Regions from separate parts of the Homo sapiens genome. Here all the other regions are linked to region 1. The links are chromatin contacts, found by Hi-C or POLR2A ChIA-PET in ENCODE. All regions are on one chromosome and are shown on one strand. Each heading gives the region's core, a stretch centred on a gene start or an enhancer-like site at or near the end of the contact. The rest is flanking DNA. Distances are from core to core; before and after follow the strand shown.

Region 1 (5,844 bases), core at 1,489-3,988:
ACAGGGGGCAATATTAGCTACCAATTACTGAGTGCTTCTCTCCATACTGTGCATTCACCTTTAATCCTCACAACAACTAAGAAGGACATTATTACTCCCATTTCACAGAGGAAGAAACTAAGGCTCAGAGAGGTTAAGTAACTTTCCATAGTTATATCTGGGTAGGCAAAAAGTCTGATGCCCTGCACCTTTTACTATACCTTACTGTGTCTCTTAGAAAAAATAAAAAAAGGACATACAGTGAAGCAGCCCAGAGCTTACCTGACAGGTGGTTAACTGTATGACTTTATCTAAAAGAGCATCCCCATATCACTCATTTTCTGCTTTATTTTTCTTCATGCCACTTCTTGATGTTACATTATATATGACTACTTGTTTACTGTACACCACCCCTGCCAGAAACTAAACTCCAGGAGGGCAGGAACTCTGCTTTGCTCACTGCTGTTTCCCCTGCATCTGAAACTGTGCTGGCCCAAAGAAGATGTACATATATTTATATGGCGAATGAATGTAAGACCCTATGAAAGACTTGCTCAGCATGAAGGGGAATATAGAGCATATATGCACAGGATTTCTTGGTCAGCCCTGAGATCTCCGTGGCTGTCCCATTACCAGGGGTGCAAGGCTGCTGAACACCTGGGAGAAAAGTAACATGACACATGGGCACTCTGAGGTTCAAATTACGGTACCAATTTTTGTAACACTGTGAGAGGCCCTAAATCCAGGATAAAGCAAGACGAAGGGAAATTTAACACAACCTATTACAACTGTTGTTTGCCTTTCTTCCTCACAAACACTCCAGACATATCACACGTGCACATGCACACATACACACACACACACACACACACACACACACCCCTAACAAGGTAAATCCCCTTCCTGTGAACCGAACTTTATTCCCCCAAAATTCACGTGTTGAAGCCCTAACCTTTAGTACCTTACTGTATTTGGAAAGAAGGCCTTTAAAGGGGCAATTAAGGTTAAATGAGGTCATAAGGGTGGGGCCCTAATCCAATATGACTGGTGTCCTTAAAAGAAGAGACACCACGGATGCTCACGCACACAGAAAAGGCCATGTGAGGACACAGTGAAAAAAGCCATGTGAGGACACAGTGAGAAGGCGGCCATCTGCAAGCCAGAGAGAGGCCTCGGGAGAAACCAAACCTACTCACACCTTGATCTTGGCCTTCTAGCCTCTGGAACTGTGAGAAAATAAATTTCTGTTGTTTAAGCCTCTGTTGTGTGGTATTTTGTTATGGTAGCCCTAGCCGACCAACACACCCCCACAGTTTCAGATTATACAGCAGGAAAAACACACTACCAGTCCTCCAAACACAGCAGAAGGGTGTCAACAACCTATTAAACATATTTTACAACCTTTAATATTCGGCTTTGTCTGTACTGAAACAATATTTCTGTTTCCTCTGTCCACACAGACGCCAGTCTCCTGCCTGGAAAAAGCCAGAGACAGCACACATTCAATCCCCAACTCCACCCCCAGCTCCCGGGCCACCTCAAAGACGCCCAGCCAGCCAGACTACCGCAGGTCACGCCATGCTCTCCCTCCTGCCAAATTGCAGCCCCACATTCAACAATTGCCGCCTTGTACTGATCATTACTTCTTTAAAAATTGGACAACTAATACTGATTTTAACAGCAATACAGGTTATAATTTTGCTCTCCCCCAACACAAGAGCTGGAAGTCCTTCACTCGTGTATTTCACTCATGTGTATTTCCCCAACACCAGCACATGGGTAGGCACACAGATGCTCGTTCATTCATTCGTCAACGAGTATTTACTGGGGACCTACAATGTGCCAGACACCAAGAGAGGCACCGTGAACAAGACAGGCACAGCACCCACTCTTACCACACTTACTTTCCAGCCAGAGAGACTGACGTTAATAATAAATTATACACATCATTACAATTGTGATACGTGCTATGAAGAAGCACAAGACGCAGCGACTGCTTGTTCCCGTGCATGCTGGTCGGCCACCTGCCACGCTCCTGTGCATGAACCCTCCTCTCTCCCAGACACACATCAAGATGACCCTGTCTCTCCCAATGCTCCCGTCAAACCAACAGCAGCCCAACTCCCCCAACACATGCAAGAACCGGTCACAGCAGAGTGTCAGCAAATAGGCAGGGTCTGTGCCTTGTGCGCGGCCAAACACCGCAGGCCTCACATCTAAAGGATGCTTTCGCCAGGCTGGGACAGGGTCTCCCTCCTCCAGGCATCAGGAGTGTGGGGGGCACAGGTGGCCCCACGGAGCTCTGGGACCGGGCGATCCTCTCCACCGAGCCCTCCGCGCTGTCTTCCAGGCGCTATTCGGGCTGGAGGGCTCTCGCGGAACCAGACGCTCTGCCCCGAGGCAGGTTCTTCCCGCGGCGCCACAGCCCCTCCGGCCCTGACCCCGCCAGCCGGCAGGCCCCTAAGTCGACCGCGAAGACCCTTCCTTCCCCGCCCGCCCGCTCCTCCTCCGCTCCCCCTCCGCTCCCAGCCCAGGATCCTTCAACCCAGAGCCCGGCTCGGACCTCAGCCGCCCAGCCCCTGAACTGCCCACGCCGCGGCCAGCAGCTCCCACATCTCGGCGCCCCTCAGGGCCTGCACCGGCCCGGGGGCGGAGTCACGTACCCAGGCGAAGAGCGCGGCCGCCGCGGGGGCGGCCTCCGAGGCGCTGGGCTCGCGCTCCATGCGAGGACGCTCCGCCGGCGCTTCCGGGAGGGACGGCACGGGGGCGGCGCCTGCCGGGGGTAGGTGAGCGCCGGAGCCGGACCGGGGACGCGTGATGGGTAGGGCGCGGGGCGGGGTCTGTGGTGGGAAGCGGCCCGCAGGCCGGGAGAGAGGGTGCGGCCGGGCCCTCGGGCCACTGGGGATCAGTGGTGGGCGGGGCCGGACGACAGCCCCGGAGCCGCCTCCCAGTCAGCCCGCCCCGGCGGCGCTCGCAGCGTCTCCGCCCGCAGCCTCCTGTCTCGCTGGGCCTCTCAGCCTCTCGCTCCTACCCCCTCGTACTCTTTATTTTTAGTCATAATTTCATGTTTCATGCAGGTGCACTGCGCGCCACAGTTCACAAAGCTCCTTCGCGTTTTTGTCTCCTTGGAGGCCCACGACAGCCCAGAGGGGCTGACAGGGCAGCGATGGCATCACCATTTGCGGGAACAGGAAATGGAGCCTGAGGGGTAGGGCAGGGTCCTGCCCGGCGTCTCAGGCGCAATTGTCTTGAGCCCGCTTTGGTGTGCGTTCGCAAACATCTGAGGGGGCGCCTTGGGAGGCGAGTGGAGTGGCACGTCGCCGGTGTCGCCCTCTGCACCTGGCACGGAGCGGGAACCCGCGCCTCGCGACGCTGAATGGGGGAGGCTGGTTAGCGTCGACTCCTGCCGGGGCAGCCTCGGCGCTCCGGGCACGGCCCTGAGCTCATTCTATTAATAATACTGGATAATCGTCACCCAACGAACATTTCCATATAAAATGGCTTTTCTCAGACAGCGTCGTGTTGCTGATGGGAGTTAATTAAGTTCAATTTATCTGAAGGAAAATATGGCACCGCGTACCGGGAATACAGAACACATAGGGTCACATTAAAGATGATCATCCACATTCACATTCGGTAGCACTTGGCCCCTCTGCTGACACGGGCCTCCAGCACTCACTGCCCTTCACCCCTGGGCTTCTGGGAAGTGTCTCCAATGAGCTCTTACACTGTCCTTTCCTGTTCTTTCACTCCATCCACTTTTAGGAGTTTCTGCCTGTAAGACCACTTGAGGGCAGCCCCTCACCTTTATCTCTCCAACCTGTGGCATCTGGAGAACGTCGATGACCATACCAAGAAAAAAGCAAACTTTGGAGAGATAAAACAGCTCTTCATTCTCTAGGGATCTGAATGTGCAGGAGCTATACCATGCTTACTGACTGTCTTATGAGTGGGCTTTTTTGTGCTGACCATTTCTTTGAAGCATGTGTAACAGGATGTAAAAATGGGATCCTTCACCGCTCAGTTTTGGCTGAGCAACAAGTGCCAGTTACTCCTATATCATAAAGTAAGGTTCAAGACCACCAAAGCAGGTCTTGCAAAGCAACTGTCTAGAAACCAGTGTATGACTTTCAGTCTACGAAAAAGGTTGAGAGGCCAGAGAGAATTCTAGTAGGATATGTGGCCACAATTATCAATGTGGTGTGGGTCTCAACCCATCTCAGGTCTAAGGAAAGTTACTTTACCTGGGTCCCTGAGAGAGCTTGGTATGCATCCCTCTAGATTTAGGACCCAGACAGGCTTCTGTCCAATCCGTTCTGAGAAATACAAGGGCTTGTGGCTGGATATCTGCTCTAATAGCTGAGCAAAGACAAACTGATGCTTTGGGGAGGTCTTTCACACCCACAGTTTTTCAAAATAAAAACTGTCCATTTCCCATGTGAGTATTTCCCATACCTGAGCAAACTGGCTGGGGGATGGTCTTAGACCTTGTCCAAGAGAATTTCTGGAAGGGTGAAGTGACACCCACAGGACAGTCGATCACTAGATTCCTTGAGGGTGAGGGAAATGAATTTAACAGCCCAGAGAGATACATTTACCTACATCAAGAAATCCCAAGAAATAAGAAGGTGGGAAGGTCTTCCAAAATGCCCACAAGAAAATGTCAGCATGTAATATTTACAAAGTACAGAAAGCACTGATGACAATTCACAACAGTATCAGACCAAAAAGAACTTTTCTCCTCCTTACCTCTCCTCCCCTCTACATCTCCCCAACCCTGGAGGAGTCCCAGGCATCCACTGAGTAACAAGAGACAAGGAAATTAAGAAACTAAGCACACCCACTCCTTTCTCAGTTCTGGAGGAGGAAAAAAGCTTCAACCTTAAAGTTTGTTTTATCAAAGTTTTTCCACAGGACTAGCCTTTTTAAATATTGAAATGAGAAAGAGAGAGAGAGAGAGAGAGTGTGTGTGTGTGTGTGTGTGTGTGAGAGAGAGAGAGAGAGAGAGAGAGAGAGAGAGAGAGAGAGAGAGAAATGGAAATTAGGAGCTAAGGACTTTTTATTACCTGTGAGCAAGCAGAAAGTCAGGCAGCAACCTGAGATTTCATCCAGAAGGGCAAGGAAGAACTACCTACAGAGCCAGTTTTAATAGAGAGAAGGTCTGGGAGAATATAGTTGTTTTCTGACTCCACCCCTTGAATGTACAAGCATCAATATTTTAACTAACCTACAGTTATATTATCATGTCATATCCCTTAATACAATTTATTGGAAGTGTTGAGATGTTGCAACTATTTCAACTATGTACTCGCCACTGCCTAGTTCTTCCCATGAGCAGCCTGGCTGAATTGCAGTTCTTGAATGGGACTAGATTTAAACCATCTAATGGCTTCACTTTCAGATGGCTTATCTCCCCAAAAGAGGAAAGTATAAAGTATTTGAGAACATACAGATTGCATCTCTGTACCATGAAGGTTAGGAAATTTTTTCCCGTTGGATTATTTTTTGTGATCATCCCAATAATACTAGTATGATAAGTGCTGTTAGGATTATTATTTTATCTTATTTTGTTTTTTTGAGGCAGGGTCTCCCTCTGTTGCCCAGGCTGGAGTGCAGGTGGCATGATAATGGCTCACTGCAGCCTCTACCTCCTGGGCTCAAGTGATCCTCCTGCCTCAGCCTCCCAAGTAGCTAGGGCTACAGGTGTGAGCCACCTTGCCTGGCCAGGATCATTGTTTTATAGATGAGAAAACTGAGGCTCAAAGTAGTTATTTACTTCAAGGTCAGTTTTCTACTTTTGATAAAGGAAGATTAGCTAGCTGCATACCTATTCTCTCATAAAAAAACAACTAGAAAATTTGACAA
Region 2 (6,605 bases), core at 1-2,500, 740 kb before region 1:
AGAGTCCAGTTGTGCAACAGAGGCAATCTGGCTGGTAGTACTTCCTGATAACAGAAGCTTTCATTGCTAACATACTATGTGGCAGATTCTGTACTGTGTGTTTTTGTTTGTTTGTTTTTTTGAGACAGGGTCTCACTCTGTGGCACAATGATCATGGTTCACTGCAGCCTCGGCCTTCTGAGCTCAAGTGATCCTCCCGCCTCTGCCTCCGCCTCCTGAGTAGCTGGGACTACAGATGTGCGACACAGCACCTGGCAAATTTTTAAGTATTTTCTTCAGACTGAAACATCATTGTGTTAAAGATAAAAAAGTAAAAAATATTCTTGTAGAGATAGGATCTCACTGTTGTCCAGATTGGTCTCAAATTTTTGAGCTCAAGCCATCCTCCTGCCTTGGCCTCCCAAAGTGCTGGCATTACAGGGTGAGTCACCATGCCTAGTCTGTACTGTTTTCCTGGCAATGTTATCTCATTCAATCTTCGTGAATAACCCTAAGGTAGATATGATACCAATTTTTCAGGTGAAAAAAACTAATCGGCAGGATGAAACTTCGTAAACAGCCTGTGGCTCCAAAAGCTTCTGGAAGGCTCAAGCTACCCATGTGCATCTTTGAGCCTCAGTTTCCCCATCTTTAAAATGAGGGGTTTGGAATAGATGTCTGTTCTCTGGGGCAGGATGCAGAGGAAAGAGCTGTCTGCGAATGGGCAAGAGAGAAGGTGGGTAAATACAGTTAAACCACAGTGACCGAGGGCCCAGCACAACGGGGGTGGGTGCGGTTACAAATGCCGTTAAGATTCCCGCCAAGGCGGAGGACGGGGGTGTCAGAGCCGAGCGAGGCCTGTGGGCGAGAATAGGCCTGACAGCCATTCTCCGACCTGCGTGGGCGCTGCAGGCGCAGGCCAGAGGCCAAGGGAGAGGCGATCCCTGGGGCTCTGCCCGGGTCTCAGGACGGCACCTCACCCGCCCGAGTCCTGCTCCACAGGATTCTCCGGGTAAGCTAGGGAAGGAAGAGGCGCGGCCTCCTGAGCCCGCATCTCAGAGCGCCACGTCCCTCCTGGCTCAGCCTCCCACCAGGCTCCACAGCTTCGGCCCTCCTCACCGCCCGCCTCCAGGCTCCCCGGCGCGGCCTTGTCCCTGCTCCCGCCAATCGGCGTCGTCAGCAATCGCGAACCGGACCAATCAGCGGCCGCAGAGTGTGGGAACTGTCGCCATGGCAGCCAGGAGGCGGGCGCGCGCGGCGGGAGGAGGGGCAGAGCGGAGCGGTGGGCCGGGGGCTGGAGGACAGGTTTGTGCGCTGGACGCAAGCACCAGGCGCAGCCTCGCTCGCCGAGACCCGGCCAGGTAAGGCCGGTGGCCGCGCGGTAGGTGCGGAGCAGCGCGGCGGGAGATTAGGGGTGGGGGAGTCCGGAGATAAGGCTCCGGTCTTCGCCTGCCTTGCCAGAGCAGAGAGGATGGTGGGGGCCGTGCTGTGGGCGGGGCACCGGCGGGGAGGGGGCTCCCAGCGCGAGCCGGAGGCGCTGGGTTCCCTCTGCTCCACTCGCAGCTGGGCACCCGAGCTTTCTTCGGGGTCGAGGAGGGTGGCTGGCTCTTGGCGGGGAGCAGGAGAGGGTAGGTGCCAAACCGAGACCCTGGCGGGGTCCCTTCGGGTTTGGGCAGGTCGATGGGCAAGGGGGTGCCCACTAGTGAGGAGGGACACCCACCAATTCCAGGCGATGCTCCCCTGTGCCGCTCAGCAAAGCTAGGCCCGGGGATCCTGCTCTTCTCCGGTCTGGTTAAGCCAGCAACCTCTGACACTTAGGAGAAAGTTAGTGTAAGTCGTGATATGCTTTTCACTTAAGTGACAAATTAGGTACGAGATGAACCCTTTTGGTTTTAGGAGATGAGAAACAGTATTTCCTTGTTGCACCTGCTAAGTGGCAACTCAGTGAGCAAATATGGTTATTGTGGTTGGTGTTTGCAACGGTCTTAGATGACAGTTATTTTACAGTATCAAATGGCTGGGAGAGGGAGGGAAAGAAGGAGAGAGAGAGAGAGAATATGAGGGAATGAGAATGAACGGGAACCATTATGATTTTTGAGAGACAGAACCTCTTGAAATTCTATGTCTGCTAAACTTCTAAATTGAATAATGTACATTTTATGCAATTGAATAAGCTAGTGCTACCATTTAAGCCTGCTACTAAGGCTCTGTTAAATCCGTGGACGAATATGAACACTAAAAGATATTACCTTGGTTTAAAAATAGGGGAGGTTAAATGCAAATATTTCTGATAGTGAATTTTGTTTGAGGGAGATTGTGGACTTTCCCTATGGGAAAGTTAAAGAATTGATGAGATAGATGCTTTAAGGAATGTTTTTGTTTTTTGAAACTTGAATAAGTTCAACAAATGTTGAACAAATATTTCAACAAATCTTCTTCAGCTAATAGGGTCAAAAATTAAAATTCTGGAAATTTAGAATTAGAAATGAAATCTCAAATAATGTCACTCTCCTAATTAGGATGAACATGGAAACTTCTATTTCTCATCGTGGTCTTCAAGCTTTCCATGATCTCATCTACCTTTGTAGTAGGGGGTCAAATTTTTTTTTTAACTAGACAATTTTAGAAACTTAAAGGAGGCAAAAATTTATTTCTGTCTCCGTGTGTTTACTCATGCTCTTCTCTATCCAAATTTTACCCATCTTTTTTTTTTTTTTTTTTTTTTTGAGATGGAGTCTCACTCTGTCACCCAGGCTGGAGTGCAATGGCCCGATCTCAGCTCACTGCAGCCTCCGCCTCCCGGGTTCAAGGGATTCTCCTACCTCAGCCCATCGAGTAGCTGGGATTACAGGGACCCACCACCACAGCCAGCTAATTTTTTGTATTTTTATTAGAGACGAAGTTTCACCATGTTGGCCAGGCTGGTCTCGAACTCCTGACCTCAGGTGATCCACTTGCCTTGGCCTCCCAAAGTGCTGAGATTACAGGTGTGAGCCACCGTGCCTGGACGACCCATGTTCTAAGAGTCGAATCTGTCTATGTTGTGTTTACCTTTCTTTGCTCTCCCAAGGTACATATTGTTCATATCACGTATTTTGTATATATTCTTTCAGCATGCTTTTTGCCAAGTTGGTTTGCGCTCTGTGAATAACAGTTGAGATAAAATGCACAATTAAGACAATTAAGGTACTTTTCAAGACACAACTAATTATGGGCACTAATATCAATAACATCAATTCAGATGTCTTTTTTGTTTTGGGATATGTTATTAATCTCTGAACACATACTAAACTAATTTTGCATTACTTAGAATAATATGTAAATTACTTTCCACTTTCTAAGGACCCTTTTGAAGGCTGGGTTCTACAAAATACCCTTTTGAGTACTGGGTAGCTGGCAGAAGCAAGTGCAGGATTTAAAAATGTATTGAAAATAATCCTTTAGGCCGGGCATGGTGGCTAATGCCTGTAATCCCAGCACTTTGGGAGGCTGAGGCGGGTGGATCACTTGAGTCCAGGAGTTCAAGACCAGCCTGGCCAACATGGTGAAACCCCGTCTTTACTAAAAATACAAAAATTAGCCAGACGTAGTGGCGGGCATCTGTAATCTCAACTACTCAGGAGGCTGGAGCAGGGGAATCGCTTGAACCTGGAGGCGGAGGTTGCAGTGAGCCGAGATCGCGCTATTGCACTCCAGCCTGGGCAACTAGAGTGAAACTACGTCTCAAAAACAAAACAAAAAACAGGCTACTAACAATTTCAAATAATTTATTCAAGGAAAAACTTCAATCACTTTCATTATTTCCAATCAAAAATTTTTTTTACAACCATGATGTGGTGAAAAGTATACTTAGTTAGAATTTCATGGCCAGATTCCAGTACGGGCTCTGCCAAACGAACTTGGCCAAGTCAGTTAACTTCCTTCTGTATTTATAACCTTTTATAAAAGTAGGGCTGAATTAGATTACAGTAGTCCTCCTTTATCCTAGAGGGATATGTTCCAAGGGTCCCAATGGATGCCTGAAACTACAGGTAGTACCAACCCTTATATACGCTATGTTTTTTGCTATACATACATAATAATAAAATGAATAACAGTAATACACTGAAATGAAAGTTATATGAATGTGATCTTTCAAAATATCTTGTTTTACCTCAGGTAATTGAAACTGCAGAAAGTGAAATCGCAGATTAGGGAGGACTACTGTACCTCCAAGATTATTTCTGATCTTAGAATTCTCTGATTCTAAAATCCTAAAGCAGCCTAATAGAAGTTCAGATAGTAGTTACTTGATTTTATTTTTGGCAGAGCATTTTTTTTTTTTTTTTTTTTTTTTGAGACAGGGCCTCACTCTGTTGCCCAGGCTGACTGGAGTACAGTGGTGTGATCATGGCTCACTGCAGCCTGGAACTGCCAGGCTCAAGTGATCCTCCTACCTCAGCCTCCTGAGTAGCTAGGACTAAAGGAGCATGCCACCACACCCTGCTAATTTTTAAGTATTTTTTTGTAGAGAAGAGGCCTCGCCATGTTGTCCAGGCTGGTCTCAAACTTCTAGGCTCAAGCGATCTGCCTGTCTTGGCCTCCCAAAGTGCTGGAATTACAGGCATGAGCCACTACACCTGGCCTTGGCAGAGTTTTTTTTGGCAGTGTATTTTAATTATCTGAAGTACAGTATATGTAAATAATAAAGAGATTATAATTTTAATAATATGTTTATTGAGTGATACAGATCTGTTTTTCATAAGCCTATAATCTAGGATACTCCAATCCGTTGTTAAGACTGGAAAAAAAGGAGATATAATAGTTTCATTGATGAGTGTCCTTTTCTACAGATGTAGACAACAGAGGCTCTAAGATCTATACTAATGTCTTGATCAGGGAAAAGCTGGAGTCCAACTCAGCTGGTCATACACTTGATATTTTATTTGAACCTCACTTTCCTGTTGACTTTCATTTTCAAAGGGAAAATGGAGGTGAGCACCAGGTTATCTGTGGCCTTTGAAACTGGTGCCATGGAGAAACTCAAAAGCCGTTTATTTTTCTTCACCCTACCCTGTTTCATCATTAGATTTGTGACATTGATAGTAAGAAGAAGCAATCCACGTTTCCTAGCTCAAGGCAGTGTCTTAGAGAAGGAAACCTGAGTCTCTTGCTACAGTTCTGATTTAAGGTTGGAAGGAAGAGATTATGTTGGATGCATTGCTTTCATTGGTCTATGATTGCATCAGGACTTTGGTTCTGGCAATGTTCAGAGAAGAGCTCTAATGTGGCCTTTCAAAAATGACTGTAAGACCGGGCATGATGGCTCAGGCCTGTAATCCTTGGACTTTGGGAGGCTAAGGTGAGCAGATCACTTGAGCTCACAGGTTTGAGACCAGCCTGGGCAACATGGTGAAATCCCATCTCTACCAAAAATATTAAAAACTAGCTGGGCGTGGTGGTGCGTGCCTGTAGTTCCAGCTACTCTGGAGGCTGAGGCGGAAGGATGGCTTGAGCCTGGGAGGTGGAGGTTTTGATGAGCTGAAATAGCGCCAATGTACTCCAGCCTGGGTGGTAGAGTCAGACCCTGTCTCAAAAAACAAAAACGAAAACAAAAATTACTTTTAAAGTTGTATGTCAAACTGGTCTTGCTTGCTTTTTGTGTCGTTAATTTTTATTTATTTATTTTATTTATTTTTTTTAGACAGGGTCTTTCTCTGTCATCCAGGCTGGAGTACATTGGTATGCATGGCTCGACCTCCTGGGCTCAAGCAACCCTCCCATCTCAGCTTCCTGAGTAGCTGGGACTACAGGTGCACACCACTACACCCAGCTAATTTTTTGATTTTTTTTTGTAGAGGTGGGGTTTCACCATGTTGCCCAGGCTTGTTTTGAACTCCTGGGCTCAAGTGATCCACCCGCCTCAGCCTTTCAAAGTGCTGGGATTATAGGTGTGAGCCACCATGCCCAACCTGGTCTTGCTTTTTAAGTTCTACCACTTTGGGTGTTTACAGAACAGATTTTCATATTTCTTTATGTTTCCTTTTCAAGACAAGAAGGGCATTAATATTTATTGAGCAATTACCATTGTCATGCACTGTGCTGGTTACTTTGTATTCATTCTTATTTTCCTCGCATCAACAAACCTGTGAAGAGGTATGAGCTCAGTTTTCTAGGTAGGAAAATCAAGACTCAGAGGCAAGTAGCTTGCGAGTAAATGGGGGAAGTTAGGATTTAATCTCCTGTTTGTGTGTTTATTTTTTACCATGTTGTGTCAATAAAAGTCATATAACTTTCCAAAATACAACATGCATGTGATTACTCTCCTGCATAGATTATTTTATGTTAAATATACCATATGTAAAACAAGAAATACATGTCTCCTTAAAATTTGAAAATATTTTATTTGCTTTTTTTTTTAACAGACTACTTAGAAATAACTGCTTATGTTTACTAATGAGTTTGCACATGAGCTGATTTATGTTTTACATGTTATTTGGTGGGGTTTCAAAAAAGAATTTGAAATATTTCATCTTATTACTGATCTCTGTGACAAACTAGGAACAAAGTTAATTTTTTTAAATTGGTGGTAAGAGTAAAGAAAAATTCCAGTTAAGGATTTAACAGGAAAAGTTGCCCTATATCTT
Region 3 (5,043 bases), core at 1-2,500, 620 kb before region 1:
CCCTCGGGGCTGGTGGTCTTGCGTACCACCTGCATGTGGATGGTGGCGCTGATGATCATGCTCTTGCGGAGGTCACCCACACGTAGCATGAAGCAGAGGCGGCCGTGGCGCAGGGCGATCACCGCATGCTTGCTGAAGATGAGGGTCTCAGCCCTGCGGTGGGCTTGGGCAGTCTTCATGAAGATGCAGCCAAGCATGATGGCGTTGATCATGAGCCCCACGATGTTCTGCACGATGAGGATCAGGATGGCCAGTGGGCACTCCTCAGTCACCATGCGCCCCCCAAAGCCAATAGTCACTTGGACCTCAATGGAGAAAAGGAAGGCAGACGAGAAGGAGTGGATGCTGGTGACACAGGGCTCAGCAGTGCCCTCGCTGGGGGCCAGGTCACCGTGGGCGAAGGCGATGAGCCACCAGGCCATGGCGAAGAGCAGCCAGCTGCACAGGAAGGACATGGTGAAGATGAGCAATGTGTGTGGCCACTTGAGGTCCACCAGCGTGGTGAACACGTCCTGCAGGAAGCGGCCCTGCTCCCGGATGTTCTTGTGGGCCACGTTGCAGTTGCCTTTCTTGGACACAAAGCGGGCCCTCCGCTGGCGGGCACGGTACCTGGGCTTGGCAGGGTCCTCTGCCAGGCGTGTCAGCACGTATTCCTCGGGGATGATGCCCTTGCGGGACAGCATGGCTCCGGTGACCCCCAGGGAGGGGCTTCCCCCATCGGAGGCACCCCTCGGACGTGGCCTAGGGCCTCACTGCAGAGTCCTCTCGGTGGGCACCTTCTCACCCTGGGGCTGCACTCAGCCTGTGCTGGCCTCACTTCTGAGATAACTCCCCACCAGACTCTTCCTTACCTCCACCTGGGTCCCACTTCACTTCTTAATACCAGCCTCAGGCCGGGCGCGGTGGCTCACGCCTGTAATCCCAGTACGTTGGGAGGCTGAGGAGGGCAGATCACTAGGTCAGGAGTTCGAGACCAGCCTGACCAACATGGTGAAACCCCATCTCTACTAAAAATACAAAAGTTAGCCGGGCATGGTGGTGCGCACCTGTAATCCCAGCTACTCAGGAAGCTGAGGCAGGAGAATCGCTTGAACCCGAGAGGCGGAGGTTGCAGTGAGCCAAGATCACGCCACTGCACTCCAGCCTGGGCGACAGAGCGAGACTCCGTCTCAAAAACAAAAAACAAAACAAAAAAAACAGCCTCACCCTTGAGCCCACCTGCCTGGCGCCTAGGGAGCCCCCAACCCTGCCGGCTCTCCACCTGGCCCTGCGTCCTCCCCCAGCTTCCCCCACCAGCTGACCACCCCTGGGCCTCCCGCTAAGAGCCCTTCTCCCCGCCCAGCCTGCCTTCCCAGCCCAGCTCAGAACTTAACACCTCCGGATCTCTCCCACTAACCGGACCTCACCCCCACCTCCGGGTCTCCCGCCTCACCTGTCTGGCCTTCGGGCTCCCAGGCTCCAGCTCAGGTCCTGGCCACCCCCGCCCCGTCTCTCCTCCAGGTGCGCCCCCTATGTCCTACTCCACCCCTCCCGGAGCGCCCCCGCCGCTTTCCGGATCCCCCTCCAGCTCTCGTCCTCTCTGTCTCCTTGGGATCCTGCGTTCTCTGGAGTCACCACCCCACCCGGCTCAACCGCGGCTCCCCGGACCTGCGCGCGACCCGGCGGGGCTGACTCCGAGTCGCGGCCTCCCGGTCCCTGCCGCCCGCCCGCGCCGCGGCTCCCGCTCCGCGCCGGGTCCCGGCCCCGCCCGCCGCCGCCGCTGCACCTGCTCCTGCTCCTCACGCCACGGCCGTCGCCTCCCCGCCCCCTCCCGCCGCCCGGGCGCTCGCGGCTGGCCGTCCTCCCGTCTGTCTGTCCGTCCGTGGGTCCGCGGAGACCGACCTGGGCTAGGCAGGGGTCTAGGACGGCGGGAGGGGGGCGCACGAGGAGAGGAACGGGGCCGGGGACCGCCAGGGGGAGCCCGACCTGCACCGGAGCGCAGGGGGCGGGGCCGGAGCAAGCCCCCGCCCCTCCCGCGCCCCTCCCCGCCCCCGCCCTCCACCTCCCCTCCCGGGACTCACAACCCGGCCTTTGGAGTTTTTCTGATCCGCGGAACCCAGAGGTTCCTCCTGCCCACGCTCTACGAAAGTGGGGGGCTGGGAGGGATCTGTGACCCGCCCTCCCAGTCTGGGGCCGCCGCCCTGTCGCCCTGGCTCCCCTCCCCCAATATCCCCATCCGTATTTGGGTCAGTAATCCGCCTCTCGGCCGCGCCAGGTTTGCAGGTTCCCCGGGAAAGGAGGCGCTGAGAGGCGGCGCCACCAATCCCAGGGCTGGCGGAAATTAGGCGGTCCGAGGACTTCTCAACCTGCAGCTGCTTCTCTTTGGGGGATGCTCTTAATCTTAGTCTTGAATCCTTTGACAATCTGATGGAAGCTCAGACTCCCTCTCATTAAAAAAAAAAAAAAAAAAAAAAAAAAAAAAGGCCTCGGCAGGAAAGGAGCACAGTTTAACACCTGCTACTGCTGTGGGGCAGCCTGGGCGGCTCCATCTTCTCAGCCATTCCGGCCCTACTTTAAAGAAGGTTTGAGCCGAGGCCACTTGCTTTACACTTTCTCACACCTGTCACCTGACTTCTTCCACGTTAGGTCATGGGTGGTATTTAGGCCTGAACAGTGTGTTAGGGCTGCCTCGGGCACTGGGGGACCCAGGCTCTTGGTCCCGGCATGGTGGTGTTTCTGTTCAGGCATCAGCCTGAGGCTGCCCTGTGGCATGGACCCGGGTTCTCAGCTGGGAGGGAAAGCCTGCTAGATCTCTGTTGTTGGAACAGTAACGGCTTTACCGCTGTCTGTGGCTCAGATCCTTATGGAAGAACCCCTGACCATCTGCGGCCATTTTGTTGGAGTGGGGGCTTGAGACAGGGTCTGGAAAAGGCAGTGTGGCTGTGGGCCACAGTGGGGGCAAGATATGCATTTTATATTGGATTTTCCTTTCTCTCCCTACCCACCTGCAGGCAGAGCGAACACCGCTACAAAGGATGGGTGTGATCATGGGCTATATTAACAAAGATGCAGTGTCTAGGAAGGGGAGGGTAAAATGAGATGAGCAGAGTGGGAAGCTCAAGGAGACAGGGTTACATGGGGAAATCTCTGAGGCAACTACAACTGTCCAGCCATCAGAAAAGGAAAGTCCCCCAGGGATTTGGGCACTATTGCAGAAACACCTGGCCTTGAAGGAGGATGAACTAGTAGTTTTTTGTGGCCCAAAGGGTAGAACCAGGACACTAAGTGGAACAGAGGCAGGCTTTGGTTTCACATATGCAAGAGTCAGTTCTAATAACAATAACCAGAGATGAGCCACATCTGTGGGGTACCCAAATCAAGTCGGTGGGCCATGAGGGATGTTATACAGGGATTTTGGGCCAGGATGACCTTGGGCATCCCTGCAACACCTCACTGTGGGCCCAGCCCTGCCCCTGCTACTTCCCTTCAATCTGTTGAGGTGGGGTGGCTTTGGAGCAGTGGTAGGCTTGTGGAGTCCTCTTTCAGTTCCCCGGCTCTGCTCTTGGGAGATCTCACAGTGGAGGAAGCTGCTGGGCCCCTGGGGAAATCTCAGAGCTGGAAAGGCTGGGTTCTGCCTCCTGGTGCAGCCTTGAGGCCTTACCTCCCTCCCTGCTGCTCACCCTTCTGAGAGGCTGAGTCTCCCACCTGAAAGGCTCAGCCTCCCCTTTTGCTCCATCCTGCACTTGCTTATAGTCATCTCCACCAAATACTGAACTTGTCAAGTCGCTTTCTTGCTCAAAACCCTTCTCCCTTTTTGTCCATGGGCATAGCCCACACTCCTTGCTCTGGCATTCAGGGCTCTCTGATATGATGCCCTCCCCACTGCTGTAATCTCTCTCCCACCTCCCTGATCAACCAACACTCTTAACACACTTCCACCATCACTCCTTAGCTCCTGCTGTCCCTACCTGCCACCCCAACCCTTTCTCTGACTTTCTGCCTAACCAATCCCTATCCCCCACAATATTTAACTCAAATTTTGTCTTTTCCAGGCAGGCTGCCAGGCTTTACAGAGCTCTTCCTTTCCGAGCTTCTCTGGCTCCTGGAACATCCACAGGGGTCTGCACTGGACCTGCCTCCGATAACTGGTGGGCTTTTCTTATGTTGTGCCTCTATGATCCCCTTGCAGCCAAGAGGATGCAGGTTCAAGACTCTTAGGTCTGCACCTCAGGGCTTGGTGCAGCCAGTACTGCAGATGATATGCAAATGATCATAAAATGAGATGTAAATGAGCACCTGCCATTTCTTGGCCAAGGGCAGGTGTGCACTCTTGTTTCGTGATGCAGAGGAAGTCAGGACAGCTGCTGTTTTAGTCTCCCTGGTGTCTGGGCTCCAGCGTCTCCCAGACACCACCTGGCTGACCTGTGACTCATGCACTGTGCTTTCCCTCTGAAGGACCACCTTTCCACTTCTGAATGCCCCTGCTTGAGGGATGGAGATGGAGACATGATCCAGGCCTAGCCAGCCAGTGTATGCCACCCCTCTGATCACAGTGGGGTGGGGATGGGAATGTGATCCAAGTTGGTGCATTGAGATTTGCTCCCAAGCTTTTGCTGGAACTATTGGGAAGGAGTATCTGTTTTGCCTCTTGGGTTGCCTTGGGGCAGGATGTAAGCTGGACCTGCTAGTGGCCATCTGTCATAATGAAAGGGGAGGAAAATGGAACCCAGAAAGGAAGACACATCCCAGATGGATGTCAAACACCTGGGTCCAGCCATGCTTGAAGTAGTATACCTCTTAGCCTTGTCAGTCACATATTCAATAAATTCAGTTTCTGCTTAGGTTACTTTGAATTGGGTTCCTGTCATTTGCAATTGAAATAGTGTTAATCCAGATTTTAATTCAAGAATGAAAGTGAGAAGAAAGGAGACCAAGCTGTATGGAGATCTGTTACCTTATCTGATAAGCTCATTGCAGAAATGCTATCACCCTTGCTATGGACATAATTGTGTCCTGCCAAATTCACAGGTTGAAGCCTAATCCTACAATGTAACTGTATTTGGA
Region 4 (6,699 bases), core at 1,247-3,746, 660 kb after region 1:
GCTAGTCCATAAAGCACCTTGGATATCAATGTCGACTCCGCCAGCTGTGATGTCACTTGACCAATGGGAGGAGAGAGGGGAAGCGCTGGCTTAGGGAGCTGAATGTTGTCCACTCCCTCTCCCTGCCCTCTACAGCTTTTTCCCCCCAGCTGTGGCTGCTCTGGGAAGCAGAAGTAAATATTGATTTTTAGAACCATCTAGACCTGATGTCAAATCTGGTTCTGTCACTTACTTGCTGTGTGACCTTGTCCTAGCAAGTTCACCTCTCATTTTATTTTATTTTATTTTATTTTGATATGGAGTCTCGCTCTGTCGCCCAGGCTGGGTGCAGTGGCGCAATCTCCGCTCACTGCAAGCTCCGCCTCCCGGGTTCACGCCATTCTCCTGCCTCAGCCTCCCAAGTAGCTGGGACTACAGGCGCCTGCCACCACGCCCGGCTAATTTTTTGTATTTTTTGTAGAGACGGGGTTTTGCCATGTTGTCCAGGCTGGTCTCAAACTCCTAACCTCAGGTGATCCACCCACCTCGGCCTCCCAAAGTTCTGGGGTAACAGGCGTGAGCCATCACATCTGGCCTCACCTCTCCTTTTCATTCATTTGATGATACATGTATTCAAAAATATTTATTGAGAATTTACTACTAGGCACTGCAATTTTGTGGTGAACAAGACAAAGTCTCTTTATCTCTTAGAACTTTCAGGCATGCAGGGTTGTTGGGGAGACACAATAAACAAGAAAACTAATAAATGGTGTAATATGGAAATGGTAGTAGATACTAAAAAGACAATAAGATAAGATGGTTGGGTATGGTGGCTCACGCCTGTAACCCCAACCAAGGCAGGAGGATCTCTTGAGCCCAGGAGTTTGAGACCAGCCTGGGAAACATAGTGAGACCTTGTCTCTACTATAAACAAAAAATTAGCTGGTGTGGTGGTGTGCACCTGTGGTCCCAGCTACTTGGGAGGCTGAGGCAGGAGGTATCACCTCAGCCCGAGAGGTGGAAGCTGCAGTGAGCCGTGATGGTGTCACTGCATTCCTGCCTGGGCAACAGAGTGAGACCCTGTCTCAAAACAAAAAACAAACAAAAACAATAAAATAAGATAAAATGATACAGTGACCAGGGATGTTGCTTATATGTAATAGGAGATGACAATTCTGTTTCACAGGGTTGACATCAAAATTACATAAGATACTACATATGAAGCACTTAGCATTGTGCCCGAGACAGGGTATTAATTATGGTAACAATTACTGAATGTTTGTAATGTGCTAGACACTGTTCCAAGTACTATGGGTAGACTAACTCATGTAATGACCTTGTTTTCCAGATAAGGAAACTGAAGCACAGGTAGGCTGAATTACTTGCCTAAAGTCAGGGAATTAGCAGAGGATAGAACTGTGACATTCTGGCCTCAGAGCCTACAGTTTTAACTGTTTTATTAAATATTAGTGTCTGTCTGTCTTTCATATCTTGATTAAAGGGGGCTGGAGGGCCCCGAGGAGGGCATGCTCAAATCTGTAGGAGGTGTGGGGGTTGGAGGCCAGGTGGAACCTAAGGCAGCTTGTGGAGCAAATGCAAGGGCACTGGAAGGTGAGTCACCATGTAACCTGGTGATGCTACTATATGACAAGAAAGTGAGAATTGAGGATAATGGAGTTATGAGATAATGGAATAAAGAAGGTGTCTTACTTGGCTCAGGCTCTGGCTGCGATAACAAAATATAGTTGACCCTTGAACAACATGAGTTTAAACTGTGCAGGTCCACTTATATATGGGATTTTTCCCCCATAAATACACTGAAAAATTTTTTTGAGATTTGCGACTATTTAAACATACAGATCAGCCAGGCATGGTGGCTCATGCCTGTAATGCCAGCACTTTGGGAGGCCGAGGCGGGTGGATCACCTGGCATTAGGAGTTTGAGACCAGCTTGGCCAACATGGTGAAACCCCATCTCTACTAAAAATACAAAAATTATCCAGGTGTGGTGGCGCATGCCTATAGTCTCAGCTACTTAGGAGGCTGAGGCAGAAGAATTGCTTGAACCCAGGAGGCAGAGGTTGCAGTGAGCCAAGATTGCGCCACTGCACTCCAGACTGGGTGACAGAGTGAGACTCCATCTCAAAAATAAAAATAAAAAAATAAAAATAAAATAAAAATACAGATGAACCATGTAGCCTGGAAATAAATATAAAAAATAAGAAAAAGTTAGGTATGTCATGAATACATAAAATACATGTAGATATTAGTCTATTTTATCACTTACTACCATAAAATACACACAAATCTATTATAAAAAGTTAAAGTTCATAAAAACATATACACACATAGACAGCACATGGCGCCATTTGAAGTCAAGACAAACGTATGTAAATGTAAAGATGCAGTATTAAATCATAATTGTATGCAATAACAGTAGGATATATTATACTACTATAATAATTTCCTAGCCACTTCCTGTTGCTGTTGTGGTGAGCTCAAGCATGGTGAGTACCCACTTAAAACAGTGTGTGACGCTGATCTCTGAGTGAGCAAGTGAGTAGTTAATCTCTCCAGGAAATTATACATCACAGTAAAAAGTGATTTCTTAGGGCGAGCGAGGTGGCTCACGCCTGTAATCCCAGCACTTTGGGGGGCTGAGGTGGGTGGATCACCTGAGGTCAGGAGTTTGAGACCAGCCTGGCCAACATGGCGAAACCCCATCTCTACTGAAAATACAAAAAATTAGCTGGGCATGATGGAAGGCGCCTGAATTTCCAGCTACTTGGGAGGCTGAGGCAGGAGATTTGCTTGAACCCGGGAGGTGGAGGTTGTAGTGAGCCAAGATCACGCCACTGCACTCCAGCCAGGGCGACAAGAGTGAAACGCTGTCTCAAAAAAAAAAAAGTAATTTCTTCTTGTTCTGCTGTTTTTTCTTTTATTTTTTTTGTTTTTGTTTTTGAGACAGAGTCTCACTCTGTCACCTGGGCTGCAGTGCAGTGGCGAAATTTCTGCTCACTGCAACCTCCGCCTCCTGGGTTCAAGCAATTCTCATGCCTGAGCCTCCAGAGTAGCTGGGATTATAGGTGTGTACCACCTCGCCTGGCTAATTTTTTTTTTTTTTTTTTTGAGACGGAGTCTCGCTCTGTTGCTAGGCTGGAGTACAGTGGTGCGATCTCGGCTCACTGCAACCTCCGCCTCCCGGGTTCAAGCCATTCTCCTGTCTCAGCCTCCTAAGCTGGGACAATAGACATGCGCCACCATGCCCAGCTCATTTTTGTATTTTTGGTAGAGATGGGGTTTCACCATGTTGGCCAGGATGGTCTCAATCTCTTGACCTCAAGTGATCCACCTGCCTCGGCCTCCCAAAGTGCTGGGATTACAGGCGTGAGCCTCCGTGCCCGGCTAATGTTTGTATTTTTAACAGAGACGAGGTTTCACCGTGTTGGCCAGGCTGGTCTCAAACTCCAGACCTCAGGTGATCCACCTGCCTCAGCCTCCCAAAGTGCTGGGATTACAGGCGTGAGCCACTGCGCCCGGCCGCTTTTGACTTCTTTTACGACATGGACCTTTCTGTGATACAGAGACTGAAACTAAAGCATATGGTTGGAGAAGGATTGGTATTGTATAGACAAAAAATTTAGAGAAATGAAAAAGCAAAAAAGACAAATTACAACGTATTTTCATAAAGTTTCACCAAGTGTGCCTGCCTCTCTTGTTTCCCCTTTCACCTCCTTTAGCTTTGTCATCCTTGAGACAACAACACCAACTGCTCCTCTTCCCCTACCTCCTCAGCCTACTCACTGTGAGAATGATGAGAATGAAGGCCTTTATGGTGACCCTCTTCCACTTAATGAATAGTATATATATTTTACCTTCCTTATGATTTTCTTAATAACATTTTCTTTATTCTAGCTTACTTTGTAAGAATAAAGTATATAATACATATAACATACAGAAGATGTGTTAACTTACTGTTTATGTTATCGGTAGGGCTTCTGGCCAACAGTAGGCTAGTAGTTATGTTTTGGGGGAGTCAAGAATTATATGTGGATTTTTGACTATATGGTGGGTTGGTTCCCCTCACCCTTGCGTTGCTCAAGGGTCAACTGTATTATACACTGGATGGCTTAAAAAACAGACATTATTTTCTCACTGTTCTGGAGGCTGGAAGTCCAAGATCGCGGTGTCAGCATAGTTGAATTCTGGTGAGGGCTTTCTTCCTCACATGGTTTGGGGTCAGGGGAGTGAGAAATCAAAAGAAGCTTTCTGGTGTCTCTTATTATAAGGGCACTAATCCAACATGAGCACCCCACACTCATAACCTCATCTAATCCTAACCTCCTCCCGTAGGCCCCATCTCCAAATACCAGCACATTGGGCATTAAGGCTTCCACATATAAATTTTGGGGGATCACAATTCAGTCCCTAGCAGAGGGGATTGACAGGACCTGTGGAATTTATTGCCAGAATCATCTGGATCCACAAATCTCTCCCTGGTCAGGAAGATAGCAGATGAAACACGATAGGAAAAATATCAAGTCCTGAATTTAGATCCAGAAAACTGTGAAGTACAGGATGGAAGAAAATATTTTGGAATTTAATTAACTGCAACCTCAGCCTAAGGCAGCAAGGACAATGTGACCATCAAAAGAGCTGACTCTTCCCCTCTGGTCACATGCAAGCACTATTTTTTTTTTTTTTTTTTGAGATGGAGTCTTGCTCTGTGGCCCAGGCTGGAGTGCAGTGGCTTGATCTCGGCTCACTGCAACCTCCGCCTCCTGGGTTCAAGCGATTCTCCTGCCTCAGCTGGGATTACAAGCGCGTGACACCATGCCTGGCTAATTTTTGTATTTTTAGTAGAGACGGGGTTTCACCATGTTGGCCAGGCTGGTCTTGAACTCCCGACCTCAGGTGATCCACCCACCTCGGCCTCCCAAAGTGTTGGGATTACAGGGGTGAGCCACCGTGCCCAGCCTCTCATACCACTTTCTAAGGTCACGGCTTAGGTAGCTTGGTTGCCATGTCCAAACAAATCTTGCCATCTGCAACCTTCTTCCCCAGATATTTCCCAACAGCCTCAGTTGTCCTATTGCTTGTGTACTTTATGAAACACTGATATATTAATTTTAACTATTACCTAACTTACTGCAATACATTAGGCCTTTGTATAGATAGAAAGTGTCAAGGGTCAAGAAAAATGCATGAAATAAAAATTAAAGGCTGACCCACTGTGCTCGGCCAGTGATTTATATTATATTCTTTATGCTTTATTATGCTTTCTAAAGTTCTCATAATCTGTATATACATTACTTTTTTTTTTTTTTGAGGTGGAGTTTCCCTCTTGTTGCCCAGGCTGGGATGCAATGGCGCAGTCTCGGCTCACTGCAACATCTGCCTCCCAGGTTCAAGTGCTTCTCCTACATCAGCCTCCCAAGTAGCTGGGATTACAGGTGCCCGCCACCACACCTGGCTATTTCATTTATTTATTTATTTATTGTAGTTTTGGTAGAGATGGGGTTTCACCATGTTGTCCAGGCTGGTCTCAAACTCCTGACCTCAGGTAATCCACCCACCTTGGCCTCCCAAAGTGCTGAGATTACAGGCGTGAGCCACCACGCCCAGCCTATGTTACTTTCATAACCATAAAAGTTCTTTATAATAGCCTGTAAGGCAAAAAATATTTCCCCTAAGTTTTGAAAAGGGCCATACTGCAATGATAGAATCATGATACTGGAAGGAACTGCTTAAAAATCTTTTGAATGGGTCTTCATGCCTCCCCTCCACACTCCACTGTCACTACTCCAGTTCAGATCTTCTGCATTCTTTTTGTGGACTATTGCAACAGCTTCCTAATTGCTCTCCTTACCTCCAGTACTGACTATGCCCTCCCATTCTCCACATTGGTTGCTGCTGGAATGATCTTTCTACAATGAAAATCTGATAATTCACCTCCTATCTGAAAATCTTCATGGCTCCCATGAACTTCATCGCAAAGTTGAAACTCTAGCAGAGCAGGCCCACCACAATCTGGTCCTCAAACACACACCTCTTCCTGCTTCCTTGCCCACCATTCTCCCTGGTACCCTAAGCTCCAGACACACCTAGTCATTTTCTGTCACTCCTCTGCATCTTTGCACACATGTGATATTCTGGCTGGTAAACCCTGCCTTTTTTTTTTTCTTTTTTTTTTTTTTTGAGATGGAGTTTTGCTCTTTGGCCCAGGCTGGAGTGCAGTGGTGTGATCTTGGCTCACTGCAACCTCCACCTTCTGGTTTCAAGCGACTCTCCTGCCTCAGCCTCTGGAGTAGCTGGGATTACAGGTGCCCACCACCATGCCCAGCTGATTTTTGCATTTTTAGTAGAGACAGGGTTTTGCCATGTTGGCCAGGCTGGTCTCGAACTCCTGACCTCGTCATCTGCCCGCCTCGGCCTCCCAAAGTGCTGGGATTACAGGTGTGAACCACCGTGCCCAGCCCCAACCTTGCCTATCTTTTAAGCTATCAGATATCCCTTCCCTAGGAAGCCTTCTCAGATATCTCTCTCTGAAGGCAGCATTAGCCTTTCTTGGTACTCAATCTATTTACGGATTTATTGATTCTTATGTCTGTCTCCCACATAAAGATGCACCTCCTTAAAGACTGTTATGTGTTAACTTTTAAATAAATGCTCACATGTGCAAGGCCCTGTGGTAGGCATTGGCATATCAAAAAATAAATT

What was found. Hi-C counts contacts between places; a loop is a spot of excess contacts on that map. ChIA-PET counts read pairs that join two places held with the same protein, here RNA polymerase II (POLR2A). Pooled maps may share reads with other maps.
Region 2: a loop to region 1 is called in a map of CD8-positive, alpha-beta T cell, with 5 times the contacts of the local background. The contact joins the promoter of NUCB2 here to the promoter of SERGEF in region 1. A Hi-C loop is called at or near these places in 3 of 168 maps with a recorded cell type or tissue (CD8-positive, alpha-beta T cell and naive thymus-derived CD4-positive, alpha-beta T cell), 2 of 37 single-sample maps with no recorded cell type and 15 of 50 pooled maps. POLR2A ChIA-PET finds 5 or more read pairs at or near these places in 3 of 52 experiments (HepG2, T-cell and naive thymus-derived CD4-positive, alpha-beta T cell).
Region 3: a map of B cell shows a loop between it and region 1 (6-fold over the local background). The contact joins the promoter of KCNJ11 here to the promoter of SERGEF in region 1. A Hi-C loop is called at or near these places in 1 of 168 maps with a recorded cell type or tissue (B cell) and 7 of 50 pooled maps. POLR2A ChIA-PET finds 5 or more read pairs at or near these places in 3 of 52 experiments (T-cell, activated T-cell and activated naive CD4-positive, alpha-beta T cell).
Region 4: a pooled map shows a loop between it and region 1 (8-fold over the local background). The contact joins the enhancer-like site here to the promoter of SERGEF in region 1. A Hi-C loop is called at or near these places in 5 of 50 pooled maps. POLR2A ChIA-PET finds 5 or more read pairs at or near these places in 2 of 52 experiments (AG04450 and T-cell).

What each region holds. Positions count from the first base shown.
Region 1 is chr11:18,010,309-18,016,152 of GRCh38, forward strand. It overlaps SERGEF (secretion regulating guanine nucleotide exchange factor), which reads right to left and starts at 2,739. Exons shown (of 11, transcript NM_012139.4): 1 at 2,643-2,739. The coding sequence starts at 2,702. RefSeq lists silencers at 1-55, 2,407-3,026 and enhancers at 1,014-1,531, 1,532-2,048, 3,407-3,456.
Region 2 is chr11:17,275,489-17,282,093 of GRCh38, forward strand. It overlaps NUCB2 (nucleobindin 2), which reads left to right and starts at 1,251. Exons shown (of 14, transcript NM_005013.4): 1 at 1,251-1,340. RefSeq lists an enhancer at 805-894 and a silencer at 1,085-1,514.
Region 3 is chr11:17,387,409-17,392,451 of GRCh38, forward strand. KCNJ11 (potassium inwardly rectifying channel subfamily J member 11) reads right to left here and starts at 1,251. Exons shown (of 1, transcript NM_000525.4): 1 at 1-1,251. The coding sequence starts at 683. RefSeq lists an enhancer at 1-433 and silencers at 1,642-2,151, 2,232-2,331.
Region 4 is chr11:18,669,880-18,676,578 of GRCh38, forward strand. No RefSeq gene overlaps it. Among named protein-coding and RNA genes, the nearest start is that of TMEM86A, 26 kb to the right of the region's middle. Within about 2 kb of position 2,497, at least 2 of the 41 ENCODE cell types and tissues checked have a DNase peak (open chromatin) inside an H3K27ac peak, as active enhancers do.